Regions from separate parts of the Mus musculus genome. Here region 2 is linked to region 1. The links are chromatin loops, found by intact Hi-C in ENCODE. Cell type or tissue: heart. All regions are shown on one strand. Each heading gives the region's core, and the rest is flanking DNA. Links, peaks and the distances in the headings are about the cores only. Region 1 holds the start of Myh11 (myosin, heavy polypeptide 11, smooth muscle). Region 2 overlaps Nde1 (nudE neurodevelopment protein 1).

Region 1 (8,733 bases), core at 2,530-5,029:
GTTCCCACTGATCTGTGAGACAGATCTTCCATGGACCTGGGATGAAACTGTGTGTGTCTGAGTGTCTGTGTCTGTGTGCGTACGCACACATGCATTTGAGGCCAGAGGAGAATGTCAGGTGGCCTGTCACTGTGCTCTATTCCCTCGAGACAGGAGTCTCTCACTGAACCTGTTGGAGCTAGGCTGGTAGCCAGCAAGCCCCGGTGAGCCTCCTGTCTCTGTCTCACAGCACACCCGTTAAAGGTATGTGTGGCCATGTCCCACTTTTTACACGGGTGTTGTACAGTGAGCAGCAGCACTCTTACCCACTGAGCCATCTCCTCAGGCCAGCTGATATAGTTTTAAATGATTAAATCTTTAGCACCTGCAAGAGTCAGCCATGCTTGGATACAATCTTTGATTTTCCTAAAGCTAGAGGGCATCACATACTGAGGCTTTTACAAGCCAATAGCTATTTAAAACTATTTGCTAGAAAAAAAAAAAAAGACCCCAAAGAGAAATTTCCCCTTCATCGTCCACTTCCCATCACAGAAAAACATACAATTTATTTGACACCACCCAAAGGAGCATTTTGTTAAGTGACTTTTCTCCTCTTCTTACAATAAATGACCTCTTCAACCACAAGAAAAATAGAAGCCTCTACCCTGTTCTAGGTAGAACTTCCTTCTGAAGACTTCAGATATCGGAACTTCTCACAGTGGACAGAAACTTCCCAAGTGACTGTGAAGTGAACATACTGTCCCTGGGTACTGCCCAAGCATGCCAGGAGGGGATGGGTGGTTTATACAAGGCCGGCACTGTCATTAACAACCCAGCAAGGTGGGGGAAGGCAGAAAGCCTTTCCTAAGGCAGTGTCACATAAGGACATGGATAACCCCAGAGGTTCTTGGCTAGTGCTTAGCAGGGCTGAGATCAGACTTTTGGGCCTCAGTGGGACAGCGCTTGCCTATTGTGAGCAACACTCAAGACTCGGGGGAACAGTAAGTTGGTCTGGGGAGATGGCTCAGTAGTTACAGCAAGAATCCCAACACTGGGAAGACAGACAGAGGGGGGTCCCTGGGCTTTGCTGTCCGGCTCTGCAGTCTAGCAGCCTAGCAGAATCAACAAGCTCCATGTGCAGTGAGAGATGCTCATAAAATAAAATGGAGGGGCAACTTATGGACACAATGTTGACGCCCACACTCGAGAATGTATACACAGACACAGTGTAACCACCAGCCATGCCATGAATGGACCCAGGTTGGAATCTCAGCTCCTCTGTTAACCTTGCTCTTATTGGCCAGATGATATATACTCTTTCAAACCTGGATCCTCAGCAGTAGATGCTGACGAACCTACTTCATGCCATCATTCTGGGCATTAGATGTAAAGAAAGCAGTAAAGTTTCCCCTTTCTTGACTGAGGTGATGAGGTCTGAATTCCATCTCTAACACTTATATAAAGACACCCAGACGGCACTGGACAACAGACACACTGTAACCACCAAGCATCCCAGCCCAGCTGTGAGAGACTGTCTCAAAAACAAAGTAAAAACAACAAAATCAATGTCAGATGTGCACACATTGGATCCCAGCATGTGTAAAGCAAGTTTGTTGCCAGCCTGGTTTACACAGAGTTTGAGGCCAACGAGCTAGAACTGTGTATACAGTGAGACCCTGTGGTAGATGGGTCCTGAGAACTGACATCTGCGATTGACGGGTGTGCACATCTACCACATGCACAACACAGTTTCCATTAAAAAAAAATGCTAACACTAATTGATTGGGGAGCAGGGTGCCCTACTGCTTACACGTGAAAGTCAGAGAATGATGTGTTCCATTCAGTCACGTGGCTCCTAAGGATGGAACTCAAGGCAGTCTTGGGCAGCAAGTGCTTTTGACCAGTCTTACTGACCCAGTCTCTCCTTGTACTGAAATTAGTTTTGTTTCAAAATTGATACCATTCTTTAAAACTCAGCTGTGCTCCTTGGAATTGACTTCACTGAGGCCTGCTGCGGGAGTGCCCTTCCTTCCTAACACGGGGATGGCAAGCTCTGGGCTGGTTCCAGACTGGGATAGGTGCAGGTGGGTCCTGGGCTTCCCTCTTCCATTCCTCCTGGGCTCAATGCCCAGACGGTTTCCATTCCTTTTACGTGCAGCTGCGAAGAGGCTTTGGGGAAGCAGCCTCGTCCATCATGTGGAGGGCTCCTCCCCCACCTCTACATCGAGGCAGCCAAGCTGCTGTCCTTGGCTCTGTGTATTGCTGCCCAGTGAGGCTGGGATGGGGTTAGGAATGGGGATGGGGAGGACCAAGATCCAGATGTTTTCAAGTCTGAGAAGCAGGTGAGCTTGGTCCTGGACGGATATGGAAGGGGTCCAGATGGGCTGGGATATGAAAGGCCACACAGCACCCCTGTTGGCTTTGTACACAGTGATCCGTAACTCAGCTCTCCAGAGTGAACATTGGTATTAAACAGTACTGAGCTTGCTAAGGACCCTCACAGGACTCAGTCTTCTGGCCTGCAAAATAGGGCTGGGGCAGGTTTGGCCAGAATCATCCTTGGGTTGGAAGAACCAGCTGCACCTGGGTCTGGAGCTCCTGTCTGAGCACTGGGGTCCCTATACCGCCCCGCGGGCTCAGCGGGAGGCTGCGCGGGACCATATTTAGTCAGGGGGAGCCAGAGCCCCGCTGGTATGCCACGCTGGGAATTCCTGTTTCGAGAATTGCGCCTGGCCTTTTTGGGTTGTCTCCCGCCCAGGCCCAGGAGGGAGGACCAGCCCGGGACCTCGAGGGTCCGCGCGCGGGGAGCGAGGCGTCCCCGGTCTGGCGTGGGGCCAGCTCTGCCTCGACTTCCTTTTATGGCCTGAGTGGTGTGTGTGCAAGGGGGGGGGGAGGGGGAGGGAGAGAGAGAGAGAGAGAGAGAAAGAAACTGACTTTAGGGACATAACAGATGAAATGATAGAGACAGAACAAAAATCGTCACAGGGAAATCAAAGCTAGAGTGTAATGGAGAGTGTGTCAGGTCCGACAAAAGAGACAGGGAGACAGGGACCTAGATCCATACAGGGCTAAGGGAAAGAGATTGAGAAGTATCCCTTGCTGAGGGGGGACAGCTGTGAACTTGCGGGGGACCAGCAAGTACCCCGCATTCTCTTAGGGTCTTAGCACGCATCCTCCAAGTGCCATAATGCACTCTTTCTCCAGCAGCACCCCGCTTTTCAACGATGTTCAGAGAAACCACGTTATTGGTTCCAGGCACCCTGGGATTATATTTAATTTTGGTTGTAGCATGAATGGAACTGCAAAGAACAAGTTAGGAAAAACAAGTTTCCCTTTCTTTTCCCACACATTCCCAGCAGTCACTGGAGGATATGCGGTGACCTGCTTTGCACCTTGCAGAGTTCAAAAAAAAAAAAAAAAAATCACCTTTCCCCTCCCTTTGCTAAACACAACCGCCCTCAGATCTAAGAGGTGGCAGGTGAATGAAGAGGGGATGAAGGAGAGTGGGAGGTATCAAGCCTCCAGTATGTATGAACAGGAAGAGGTTAAAATCCAGCTGGAATGGACCTAGGGGGAGAAATTCTCACGTTTCCCTACAGACTCTGTATACCGGATTCCTTTTCTGTAAGGACCCAGGATCTGGGTGGCTACAGGGAGCGAAGCCTGAGGCTGTGGGTCAGTGCGGCTCTGTTCCTCACCTGCAGGGGGCGCCGCGAAGGGAAGAGGATCCTCCCACTCTCGGACGTCCGACAGCCACCTCCCCTTTCCACTCTCAGATAGCGCTGACTCTATAAAGCCAGGCGTCCGAAGCTTACAGAGAGATTTGGACCATCCCAGCCTGGGATCAGTGCCAGATCCGAGCTCTCCATCCGGTGTCCTCCTGCTAATCCACCCCCGGAGTAGATCTGTAAGTAGAGTTGGTCCCTTAGGGGCAAGCCTGGGTGGTGGGTTTAAGCCTTCTAAAGCATCCTCCTGGGAGTGGGGACTCCAGGGGTCCTGATTGTTATCTCTTATAAGGACAATGGGAAGAAGCCGGGTACAGGATCATTCTAGACCTCCTGTGATTACTCCCCTCCCCCCCCCCACTACCCACCACGTCAAACCAGCATCCCCAGGTTGCCCATGAGCAGAACCACCTGGGAAAGTGGAGTAAGCAATTAAAGATTCTGGTGGCTGGGCCCAATTCCAGGTATTTTAAGACTAGAGTCTAAAAAACAAAATGGTCTACTTAAAAACCAACCAGTGTTTATAGGCTGCACAGTGGACAAATGTGCTGTGGTAGAGCACTGCGGGTCCTGGGTTCAAATCCCAGTATTTGGGATGGTGATCGGAACCCAAGGTTAGTCTGACTAGGTCATGGGATGGATAATCCACTGACCATTGCACAAAGTAACTCAGAAACATGGGTGAAAGTGTTGATAGTTCTGAGCACAGGCTGTGGTGTGTGTGTGTGTGTGTGTGTGTGTGTGTGTGTGTGTGTGTGTGTGTTTTCCATCTACTTAGGTGATTTTGCTGTGGATTGTTACTGGTAGACAAGGCTGCTTATTGTAAGATATGGCTAGTTTCTTTCACTCTGTTCCCTTCCAGACCCCAGACTCTGTGAATTAACAAGGGAGTTCTTCTCCTGGTTGGTTAGGGCCTCAGATGTCCAGGTGGGTGCGGAGGCTCCATTTGCCTCCCCACCCCCAGGTGCACCGAGTGAGCAGGCGCTGGGTTTGGGGCTCCTCAGTGGGAAGGTTACTCTTAGGACAGAGAGAGGAACTAGCAGGAGAAAGTTCTGCGATTCCAGTTCAGAATTGTTTGGAAAGCACCTTTCAAAGTTATGTCTGTCAGAGAACAAAAGAAACCTTTTAGAAAGCCGGGACTAGGCTGTTTAGGTTCTACCTCTAAGAACTGCGAGAAGCCATGGAGCTTGCTGGGAAAGAAGGGACGTCCGGCTGTGTTCAGCACACTGCTCTGCTCCGTTCTGTGTCCTCTGGTGAAGGTTCTTCTCTTGCTCAGTTTACTTCAAGATGCTATTTTAGACTTGACTTAAAGAAAGAGAGCTTGACCATACAGGTCCAAAAGTCTCTCATGGCAAGGAACACCTTCTCTTTTTTGATGTGGTTGATGGCACACTTAACAAGCCAGGTACTTAACAGCACTTCAGTGGAATCAAGTTATTTGAATCATTATATACACTTCATCACGAAGTTGATCATCTTGTCGTGACAGCTCTTTGTCTTTCCTGAAAACCAAAATTTGTTGGACTCCTGTTTCTGGTGGACTCCACCACTTTTTGAAGAAGATTGAAACCTTCTACCAATTTAAACTGACAAAGGCTGTTCCCTAGAGAGAAACAGATGTGGTAGGAGTCCATGAGGCTGGGTGACCCCAAAACACGCCCGTGCTGAGCCACCCTGGAGAAACCTGTGGGTTTGCTTCATAAGCACTATGGACTTTCATTGTTATATCTGAAATAGAGCCTCTCTTCCGTACAAGGTAGTCACTATGGATTTATCATTACTTTTCTGTGAGAGGCTGGGCTGGAGGCAGACATGCCCTTGTATGGTAGTGTTTTCTACGAGGCCATCCCCAGCCCCCTTGGCCAATCACCCAGCCTTGCTATGCAGCCTGGCTGGCTTGGGTTCTGGGTGCTTCACCGTCTTTCCCTGTAGAGATGGGGGGCACTTAGAAGACAGTGAGGCTCTTTTTTCCCTCTCTCTTCTTATTTGGAAGTTCTATTTGTATATTTTTTTCTGGTGGAAATTAGCTCCTGTCTTCCATACATTTAATAAGAACAGGTGGTATTTACATCTGATGAACCATTGAGTAATTTAGAAAACTATATCCTATTTCAAATACTCAGAAGGTCTTAACCACATTATTTTGCCAGGTATAGTGGCTCATGTCTATAATACTAGCATTTGGAAGGAAGGCTAAGGTGAGAGAATTAATGAGAGTTTGAGGCTAACCTGGAATACATAGCAAGTTCAGGCCATCCTGGACTACAATAGGAAACACTATCTCAGGAAAAAAAAATGGGAAAAAAAATCAAACCCCAGCCTAATGGTGCGCAACTTCAACCCCAGCATCTGAGAGGTAAGACGGCAGGAGTTCAAGGTCATATCAGCTGCTGAGTGAGTCCAAAGCCAGCCTGGGCTACCTGGAAATCAGCTGCTGAGTGAGTCCAAAGCCAGCCTGGGCTACCTGGAAATCAGCTGCTGAGTGAGTCCAAAGCCAGCCTGGGCTACCTGGAAATCAGCTGATCTTTAAAAATATGTTGTTGCTGTTGGCCTCCCTGATCATTTTCCCATCTGCAAAATGGGACTGTTGAGAACAAGCCAGTGTCTTAACGTTTTTTGTAGCACTTGCTTAGTCTTCTCAGAAGTCGAAGATCACTTAGCTAGGGTTGGATTCCCACGGCTGCAGCAAAAGAGAAAGGTTCATTAATTGGAGTCGCACAGTAGCCCTTTGGAATCAGTACTAATAGTCTTCCCTCCATTTCATAAATGTGGGCTTTGAAAACTTTGTTCTAGGGGGCTGGAAAGATGGCTCAGCTGTTAAGAGCACTGACTGCTCTTCTGAAGGTCCTGAGTTCAAATCCCAGCAACCACATGGTGGCTCACAACCATCTGTAATGAGATCTGATGCCCCTTCTTCTGGAGTGTCTAAAGACAGCTACAGTGTACCTATATATAATAAATAAATAAATCATTCATATATATCTTTGTTCTATCTATCAAAGATGGGGGCTCTCACAAACTAAGGTTCTTGTAACTCCAGAGCCTAAGGGATGCCCTTTTGGGAGCTTTCAGTAGATGACCCATTTGAAGGGTTTGACACAAGGCTGACACCAGCAAAGTTCATCTGATGGTAATTTATATGACTAGAGATGTTTAGGAGTGTGCTCTGTGTGACACAGCTGGTATCAATAAGCCAGAAAATCCAAAGTGTGGTCTTTCCCCTAAAGCAGAAACTTACCCCTAATTTTCCTTTTGTGTAAATCTTTTTTCAAAGCCAGCTCCTTTTTTGAAACCTCTCATGTTACCAGCATACTTTCTGACCAGTTCTACTAGCACAGTTGTGATCACTATTCCTTTAGACTCTTATTGGATCTCCTTCCTGTGCATGGTAGAAGTCTGCCTGGCTCTTACAGTGGCCCCTTTGCTCCCTGGTTCTCTTTTTGTCATTGGTGACATTTAATCACATTGATCTACAGGCCTTAAGGACCAGGGGACACAGAGTTGGAGAAAGGCAAGCTAGAACTGAAGGGAGAAGGAAACTGCCCAGTATTCTAGCAAGGGAAGGTCAGGTTACCATGATGCATCTGAGTTTCAGGGAACCATTCTCATCAGAATGGCCAACAGGGTGGGGACCTGACCTGTTTCACTCAGGTCCACTTGCTCTCTGGGCTATGGGTCCCTACAGATGAATCTAGTCTACTGTAATCTAGAAGTTCATTTTTAACAGCATCTGAGCTGAACACATACAGACCTTCTTTTTTGTCCCTATCCCTGAGTCATGCAGCAGGAGAACTATGTTTGCCACCCTTCAAGGCAGCTGGGAGGTTGCTCAAGATGCTATGCAAACACTACAGCTTGTCATGGAAGGGACTTCAGCATCTGTGGATTGTGGTGTACAAAGTGCTCCTGAAACGGGCCAAAGAATAACTGTCCCTTCCTGCCCCTCCCCTAGTAAAACATGCAACCAATGACAGAGAACCTCACAAGTGTCTTAAGCCATAAGTCATTCTAGCCATCCCTCTGGTTCCAAATAAGCATGTTTCTCCCTTTTTTTTTTCCCTCCATTTTTTCCTAACAAACATTCTTTTTATTTTATTCTTTTTTGTTTTATTTTATTTTTTTATTTTTTATTTTTGGTTTTTCGAGACAGGGTTTCTCTGTGTAGCCCTGGCTGTCCTGGAACTCACTCTGTAGACCAGGCTGGCCTCAAACTCAGAAATCTGCTGGGATTAAAGGCATGTGCCACCACTGCTCGGCTAACAAACATTCTTAAATATCATTCTAAATTTTTTTCTAAGCCAAATTTCTCATTTATTCAAATCCTGGCATTTTACAAAACATATTTCACCTTATCACAAATCTTCACTATCTTTTCTATATCTTCATATCATTCTTCATATTGTATGCTTCTTTTTATCTGGTGCCTAGTATTCTGTTATATGGAAGTTTGATAGCTTACCAAATATATACTCTTAATACAATCTACTTGGCACATGACTCCATGTATAAGTGGTGCTTGAGGAAGTACCTATGTAGGAGCTAACTATTGCTTATCAGAAGTGCCTAGGACCAGAAGTGATCTGGATTTTCCTTTTCTTTTCTTTTAAATTCTTTTTGATTTTGGGATATTTGCATATTCATAATGAGATATCCTGGAAACAAGAACACTAATACTTTTGTTGTTTATCTTTTTTTCTTTATTTTTGTTTTTAGACAAAGTCTCTCTATGTAGTACTGGCTATCCTGGAGCTCTCTGTAGACCAGGCTGCCCTTGAACTCATAGAGATCCTCCTGCCTGTGCCTCCCACATGCTAAAATTAATGGTGGGAGCCATCACATCCAGCTGTGAGCACAAATCTTGATGTTTCACCTTTGCTTTATGCAGATGGCTGTACAGTCATTACACTCAATGTTTCTTTCTTTTTTATTTTTTAAAGATTTATTATTTATTTATTTATTTATTTATTTATTTATTTATTTATTATATGTAAGTACACTGTAGCTATCTTCAGACACTCCAGAAGAGGGA
Region 2 (8,733 bases), core at 4,146-6,645, 110 kb after region 1:
TCTTAAGATGTTCTACGAGAGAGAGAGAGAGAGAGAGAGAGAGAGAGAGAGAGAGGGAAGGAGGAGAGAGAGAAGAGGACTAACTCATTTTTAAATGGCCCTGGGATTTTTTTCAAATAAGAAGTAACAGCTAGGGCGTGGTAGTTGATAACTATCATCTCAGAATCTGAGAGACTGTGAGGCAGGAGGCTGCTGCCTGAGTAAGGAAGGCCTGGGCTACATGTCGAAGCCCAATCCTGAAAGAAGACAGAGATACAGAGACACCATCCTATTATCCAAAGTTACTTGGGGGAAAAATTAAAGATGCCTGTAAAGAAGAAGGGGACCTGGATTCTGGACACATGGCTCTCTACAATGAAACTCCTATCGAATGAGCTGAAGATGCTCAGAGGCATAGATGAACTAGCCGCTAACATTTAGGAGGTCTGTCTCTGTGAAAGTGAAGAGAGGGCCCATGTCTACACAAACCTTCAGACAAAAAACTCTACAAAGGCCCAGACTTACCCCAACTTTCCGAAGCAGGTCCCCAACGATGTTTAGGGCTGATATCCGGGCTGCAGGTGTGAGTGGCGTCCCACTAGTGGAGCTGTCCAGACCTGAATGTGCAAGAAGCAGGATGGGTCACAGGATCCTCAGGTCTGTGTTCTAATGTCACCACACTCAAACTGTGGGTGTGGGGATGACACCTTCCCTCTGATTCTAATCACCATCTTATTTCAGTAAGGAATTAATTGGACAACACACCAAGAAACTACCAGTTTATTTTTTTGAATCCTTGGTAAGATTATCTTAAACATCTAATTTTTTAAAAACAGGTTAATCCTTTTAAACCAAGCCTAGGTATATCTCAGAATTCCATATACCTTGTTAACATAAACAGTGATCAGGATAAATATATACATAGTGAAAAAAAAAAAGCCACATTTTGGGGAGGGAGAGCCAGGGTCCCTCTATGTCTGCTGGGCTTACACTGGCAGTCTTTTGGCTGGGTATTAGGATTATAGTCTGGCATCACCACAGCCAGCTAAGCAATCCACATGAAAAGCAGCCTTTCGCATAGCCAGTGATGACTCGGTGGGTAAAAGGTACTCACTGCCAAACCTAACTTGCACACATAAACCCTGACAACCCCCCCCCCCCCCACACACACACACACACACAACACAGCTGGTACAACTGTAGGCCTCGCCAAGATGAGCTGAGCCTGAGCGACTAACTCATCTAAGCCTAATGTGGTGGTTTGAATATGAACGGCCCCAGTAGGCTCATATAGTTGAATGTTTGCCACCAAAGAGTGAACTGTTTGAAAGGATTGTAAGGATTAGGAAGTGTGGGTTTATTGGAGTAAGGGTAGCCTTGATGGAGGAAGTGTGTCACTGGGGGTTGGCTTTGAGGTTTCAAAAGCCCATGCTAGCTAGGCCCAGTATCTGTGGATCAGGATGTAGTTCTCAGCTACTTCTTGAGCACCATGCCTGCCATTGCCAGGTTCTTTGTCATGATGATAATGGACTGAAGCTCTACTCTAAGCAAGTCTCCAGTCAAGTGCTTCCTTTTCTAAGAGTTGCTTGGTCATACTATCTTTTTACAGCAATAGTAAACTAAGTAACTAAGTAACTAATAGTAAACAATAACAGACACCAGGTGAGTCCTGTGAATCCCCAAACACAGGGACTGCTCTGGACTGGAACCAGAAGTCACAACAGTCTAAATCACCGAGGTTCAAGTGTGAGCTGAGGCTTATGCCCTGGAACCAGCCTGTCTGGCTGAGAACCTCAACTCTGCCACGCTCTGCTAGGTGACTTCAGGGACACTGGTGAACACACCTGAAAAATGGGACTACCACCTGTAGGGTAGGCTTGTGAAGATAGCTCTGTGAGGTCCTAATATGACGTGTTGCAAAGACTGTCTAGCATACAATGAGCATTCAGCAATTGTCTATTTGCCTTTGGTGGCCTGACTAAATCAACCAAGAGGCTGGGGGCAGAACTCAAATATCTTAGTTTTAACTATAACAATTATACTGAGCACATTTCCAGATAGACCTATTATTGGACAGCCCCTCCCCCTCATAAGTATTTACTGATTTCTGAGACAGGCTCTCACTAAGTAGACCAGTTTGTAATGGTTTTATATGCTTGGCCCAGGGAGTAGCACTATTAGAAGGTGTGACCTTGTTGGAGGAAGTGTGTCACTGTGGGTGTGGGCTTTAAGACCCTCATCCTAGCTGCCTAGAAGCCAGTATTCTGCTAGCAGCCTCCAGATGAAAATGTAGAACTCTCAGCTCCTCCTGCACCATGCCTGCCTGGATGCTGCCATACTCACACCTTGATGATGATGGACTGAACCTCTGAACCTGTAAGCCAGCCCCAACTAAATGTCCTTTATAAGACTTGCCTTGGTCATGGTGTCTGTTCACAGCAGTAAAACCCTAACTAACACACAGTTCAAGAGACTAGCCTTGAATTTTTAATTACAGCCCCAGCCTCCAGAACACTGGGATTACAGATATGGACCACCATGCTCAATCCATGATGGTTTTGACTTTTGTGTGTAACATTTAGAACTTCAGATTTCTGGCCTCTAGGGATACCTGGAATGCTAGAATGGACCCATGTCCTCTGTGGCAGAGATTGCTGCCCTTCTAGACAGTTTCTGTTCTTTATCACAGGATCTCAACAGCCTGCCCTACTGAGCGTTCCCACACTACTTCCTAACTGAGCCAGACCCAAGCCACCTCCCTGAGGACCCACACCAGGTTCTTACCAGGGCAAACTATTTGTTTTTTCTCTTTTTAACTTCCTTCTTTCTTTCCTTCTCTCCCTCCCTCTCTCTCTGCCTCCCTCCCTTCCGAGGCATGGTCTTCCTACATAGCCCTGGAAGTCCTGGAACTCACTATGTAGACCAGGCTGGCCTTGAATTCACAGGGCTCTACCTGCTTCTGCCTCTTGAGTGCTAGGGTTGATTGTACCACCCCACTGGCATAAGGGCAAACTCTTTAAATCAAAGAAAAACTTCCTTCTGCCCCACCTCCTTACCACGTCTGAACATTCCTGGTGTGTTCAAACCAGAGCTAGGTCCTCGGTGAGCTACTGGAGTAGACGGTACAGAGCCTGTGGCCTGCACAGCCATGTCTGTCCTCTTGGCTTGCCCTGAGCCTGGCATGGGTGTCCGGGGCTTGTCTTGCTTCTGTTGCACAGCCAATTCCTGCCGCAGATCTGCACAGGGAAAGGGTCCAGAATGTGAGTCCTTGCTTTTGGGTGAGGATGCAGCCAAAATAGGAGTGTACAACCTAGAAATCTATCTGGAAACCCTCAATGGAGGGACACCATGTTCTCTCCTTAATAGTTATGCAAACAACACACTCTTCTTCTGCATAAAATACAAAAAGAACTTAAAAGCTATAGCTTTAACATAATTGTTAAAAAAGATTGTAACACTGTGGTATGGACAGAACCCTAAGTGAAAACTTGCTTCCTCCCAGTTCTCTTCTGTCTGGAACACATAACCAAGTTTTGTTTTTTGATTTTTGTGTTTTCTTCTGTGTTTGTTGTTGTTTGTTGTTTTGTGAAGCTCGAGAACAATTTTATTAAAGTTTAAAGGAAACACTCCAAGCAGGCAGGCTTGAAATTTCAGCAGCTACCAGACAGAGTTAAAAGGAAAGGAAGAAAGAAAGCCACAGCTTTTGAGTTAGGGCAGTGCAGGGGAATGTGGAGAGCTTCAGAGAAAGAGTAAGGAGCCCAGCATGCCCGGGCTTTGGCCAGTATGTAAAGAGATGGAAGGGACAAGGACGAGCAAGTCAGAAAACAGGGCAGACCTCTGCAGAGCTGCAAGCTTGGCTCAGCAACTGACTGCCTTTTTGCTGTGTATCCAGAATGAAGTCAACACTAGATCATCTCAGAGCCTCCTGAGTGCTGGGATCCCAAGTGTATACAGTCACCTAACCTTCCAGATCTCCCCCTCCCAGTTCACATCTGTTGGAAACTCCTGAGTATTGTACAAATGATTTTAGGAATCATTAGCAGGTGGACATGCCTGTCTGTAACTAATCCTCTCCCCTTCCATGAGGGTCTGCCATCTTTCCCGAGACAACATATCTTCCAATGCCCACTCATTTTAATAACTGTTTAACACCCCATAAAATAAATTCCTGTGGTTTGCTGGTATCTTCATTACTAATGGTGTAGGTTGAACATTTCCTATTGGAAATGTTCTGGACCATATGTGCCAAGTTCTTTAAACTTTGTAATACTTGCATAGACTTTATTAATCATTTAAGAATTTCTTCTAACCAAGGTTTTGCTGTTTGTTTGTTTGTTTGTTTTAAGATGTGGTCTTTGTAGCCCAGCTGACCTTGAACTTGCTATGAGGCCAAGGATGACCTTGAACTGATCCTCCTTCAAAATGCAGGGCTTACAGGTGTGTCCCCCACGCTTACAGGTGTGTCCCCCATGCCCAGACCCCCACACTTACAGGTGTGTACCCCCATGGCCAGGCCCACTGAGCACTTCTAACGGAATTCAACATGCTCTGAAATCTAAAACTATTTAAAATTGACCATTGCTTTTTAAATCCTACCTACTGACTGCACCATTTGATATCAAATTTAAATTCTAATTTAAAAAGAATTAAGGGCCAGGTATAGTGGCCTACACCTTTAATCCCAGCACTCAGGGATAGAGGCAGGTAGACCTCTGTAAATTCAAGGTCAGCCTAGTCTGCAAAGCAAGTTCCAGGACAGCCAGGACAGTTATACAAAGAAACCCTGTCTGGAAGAAACAAACAAACAAGAAACGAGGACTTGGCATGAACTCTCTTAAGAATGCAGCTAGGATGGCTTACCAATGAAGGTCCCATTAGTCTAAGAACTCCATGCCTGGCACAACAGCCAAAAGCTGGCCAGCAATACAATGGCATTTTTCTCCCCAAGAAACTCTTATGCTTCTGCCAGGACTCAAGCCTGTCTGGCATGTGTGGGAATTGTTCTCTGAGGAAACAATTCTGAACTAAGGAGGCAAAGCCCATGAACAAAGACAGAATTTGTGAACCCCAAGACTTTTCCTGCAGACATACATGAGGTGTCTGACAGCCATTCCAGTAATCCCTGAGAACTGCTGACAGTCCAGAACCCCACCCCGGCTATCGTTTACACAGAGCTGCCCCTCAGCCTCTCCGAGGCTGGCCCATGTACAGAACAGCTCCAGACTCCCTGGAAAGGTAGTGCTTGGCAAGGCCAAGGGCAGATGTTGTCTTAGATGGAAAAGCACCATGCAGGGAAGAAACAGAGAAAGCCTCTGACCTCGGGCTTCATCCTTCAGCCTCTGCACAGATTCTAGAAGATTCTCCTTCTCATCCAGCTCACTCTCTAGGAAGGCATTTCTTTCAATGGCTTGATTCAAACGCTGCTCAAAGTCTTCCAGGGACATGATTGTGGCTCTGGGTAGAAGAAGCACACAGTTACCCAAAATAGCAATGGCAGCATCTGTCGGTGCCTGAAGGCCTGTATGATGTGACAGCAGAGGTGTCTGAGTGGTTCTAAGTATCACAGGGCCTCCTGGGCCTCAGGCTCTTCACCTATAAAATAGAGTCATCAGGGCTAAGAAGATACACCAGGTTGTCTTGAGGGTCAAGTCTGGTAATTTCCACGCAGCAGTAAAGCCTAAGATGACCTAAAGCCTTGTGCATTAGGGCCACATGCTCTGCCCAGTCATTGACAGCAACCAGCCCCAGCTTGGCTAGGAATGCTAATTAACATTCAGAACAGTCCAGCACAGACATGGACACGGACAAGGACACACACACATACACACACACACACACACACACACACACACACACAGAGGGAGAGACAGAGAAAGAGACAGAAAAGAGACCAGCATTAATCTTAGTGACTTTAAAGTGATATTGCAGTCACTAAAGTGCTTGAGCACGACTTGAGATCCCCAACACCCACATAAAAAGCTGGGTACAGAGTAAGCCTTTTATCCCAGCATTAGGTGGCTTTCTAGTCACCCAGCCAGTCTATCTGGAACAAAATATTGTGGGGGTGATTGAGGAAGACTCCCGATGCTGACCTCTGCCACCCTCTCTTCCACATGCACACACGACGATAAAAACTAAAGTTTCAAAAGCTCTGGCACTCGACCCCGAGCCGCTGTCCTCCAACAGCCATATTTTGAGCAGGCATTTCACTAGAGCACAGTGGTCAATGGTGATAAAGGCAGAGACGGGCTGTAACTTAGAATCGGTAATAAATAATCTGTTAAGTGGCTAACTCTAGCCCAGCTACTCTCCCTGGATGTTTCTCATAATAAAGCAGGGACAGGGAGGCCACCTCTGTGAAATGAGACAGGGAATAAAGTAGACTAAACAGCTGACACATACTTTATATGGATATATGCTCAGTCAGCGCTGGCACTTTTAATTAATGGCCCTCCCTGCGTCTGCCCCCAGAAGGCATCTGGCAGTGCAACTGCATTTTCTAAAGCAGAAGGAAGCAGGCTTGGAGTGGGGTCCAGAGCTAACACTCTGCTCTTCCCTGTGAGACTCACCGGGGTTCCTGCTCCTTCAGTTGCAGGGGAAGGCTGAATTTGCTCACTCACTCAACACTGCCTCTTAACGCCATGCTAGTTCCTGCTCTCAAGGGGTCTGCAGAGAAAGTGAATGGGATAGCTACCTAAGGTGCCTACCTAGTGACAACAACAGAAAACATTCAGGAGTCTGACATTCGGGACCCAAGGTCTCCAACATATTTCATTGTTGTCTGTCACAACAATGAGAAAGATCAAACATCTAGGTATTTCTAGATGAAGGGACGTGGATATTTCTGAAAAAACAGATGAATGCTCTGTACTTAGGAGGCTCATGAGGGAGAAAAACTGGGATGGTTCAATGGTTCAATGGTTAAAGCAATTGCTACAGGAACAAAGACCAGAGTTCAGATCCTGAGAGCCCATGGAATGCCAGGTGGACATGGTAGCCTGCTTGTACATTCTGTCAGGGAAGGTGGAGACAAAGGATCTCTGAGCAAGCGGACTAGCCAGACCAACCAACCAGCCACTTGAGTGAGCGCAGGGTTTGACTGAGAGATCCTGCTTCAATGACTAAGGCATAAGAGCAATGAGGATTCTCAACATTAACCTTCTCAGGCCTCACATGCACGTGAACACGAGTAAAAATACATATATGCACACTGCACATATATGAAAATGGAAAAGAAAAAATTCTTTTGTCATCTTATAAGAAAATACCAATTGGTGTTAGTGGCAGGGGTAGGGAGGTCGGGGTGGGGGGCACATCAGACACAAGAGGAGGCAGATTGGAAAGACCAGTTGTAAAGAATCACTACAGGTATGACAGTCACACGACTCCAGGGTCCCAAAAATAAATAACAGGTCAGGTGTGATGATATATCCTTGCAATCCTAGCACTTGGGAGACGAATACATGAGGATTGCAAGTTCAAGGCTAGCCTGAACTACATATAGAACCCTATCTCAACCCCCTGCCCTCTCTTGAACTAAAAAAACTAAAACAAACAAACAAACAAACAAAACACAAGGAAGGTTTTTTAGACAACTGGACAACAGAGAGCTCTAACTGTGACTGTCTTGAATACATAAACGTCAAATAACCCATGCCTAGCAAAGCATCTACTAAACAAAGCCAGAAGACCTTCCAGACACTTTCTGCTCATGTCACAGACAAACAGGAAAGTCCCTTAGAAACAATGAAAACCCACATAAATCCATGTCAAAATATGGTAGGAGACACATCTTTATTTCCAATACTTAGAAGGTGGACGTGGGAGACTACAGGGTGAGCCCAAGGCCAACCTCAGCTATGTGAAACCCTGCCTAAATGTTTACAAGGCTCCCTTCACTCTCCCTAAAGCTTCACCTTCAAAAAGGACAAAACAGTATGAGAGACGCAGGCCAGTGGTAGAAAGCTTGTCCAGTATGTGAAAGCTCTGGACTTGATATCAAAGACTGAATTGGCAGGAAGGGAGGGAGGGAGGGAGGGAGGGAGGGAGGAGTATGTGGGAGAGGGAGAGGGAGAGAATGTAGCTCAGAGAAAATGGATTACCATAGCTCCAAGTCATTTAGAATTCAAAACCGAGGTTAACCCATTTCTCTTCTATTTGATTGGCAGAAATCCTAAGTGTCCACTATGTAAGTCCACTGTGTTAAGGAAGCTACTTGGAAAATGAGGAATTGGTACTCTGGGAATTGGCCACTGGGAATATAAATTAGTAAAATATAAATAGATGGACAATACTTATCCGTGTCACACAGGCCTGTGTCCTCAGATAAGCCACTCCACTTATGGAACCCCACGGCACAGGCACACATCGTGGGAGGTTGCTCATTACCGAGACTCTGATCAGTAAAGGAACTAAGACTAGCCAGACACGCCCCCAGGACCCTGGATAAGTAAGGCATCATGGTATCAGCCAATGAGTCATTCAGTAGACAATTACATATGTGTGTGGGAAAAAAGATCAAGGGTGTTCTGTATCCTTCAACAGATAGTATCTCCAGCATTCATTGTTAAGTGGAAAAGCAAGATGTACAACTCAGAGTACAAAGTGTTCCATTATGGGGGACCGGAGGTGGAGGAATAACAATGCCTTTTATTTTATTCTATCAGCATATATTAATTATACATAAAGGTTTCTTTATGGCATTTTCATACAAGAACATCATTTTGATCATGTTTACCATAACCACTCATTACC

The links. A loop is a pair of places that touch in the nucleus more often than their neighbours do. Peaks named below come from ENCODE experiments on the same cell type or tissue, not always from the same donor. Only the 100,000 strongest peaks of a DNase experiment are listed, where the experiment ranks them.
Region 2: a loop joins it to region 1, with 12 times the contacts of the local background. A loop is called at or near these places in 1 of 42 quality-filtered maps.

What each region holds. Positions count from the first base shown.
Region 1 is chr16:14,286,429-14,295,161 of GRCm38, reverse strand. Myh11 (myosin, heavy polypeptide 11, smooth muscle) reads left to right here and starts at 3,754. Exons shown (of 41, transcript NM_001161775.1): 1 at 3,754-3,886. In heart, for the core only: a CTCF peak has its summit at 3,675 (motif pointing right); a DNase peak (open chromatin) is centred at 3,781; H3K4me3 peaks cover 1,278 bases; H3K27me3 peaks cover 2,500 bases.
Region 2 is chr16:14,180,176-14,188,908 of GRCm38, reverse strand. It overlaps Nde1 (nudE neurodevelopment protein 1), which reads right to left. Exons shown (of 9, transcript NM_023317.2): 5 at 5,297-5,433; 6 at 3,036-3,215; 7 at 505-596. Among named protein-coding and RNA genes, the nearest start is that of Nde1, 21 kb to the right of the region's middle. In heart, for the core only: no CTCF peak of the experiment used is centred there; no DNase peak of the experiment used is centred there.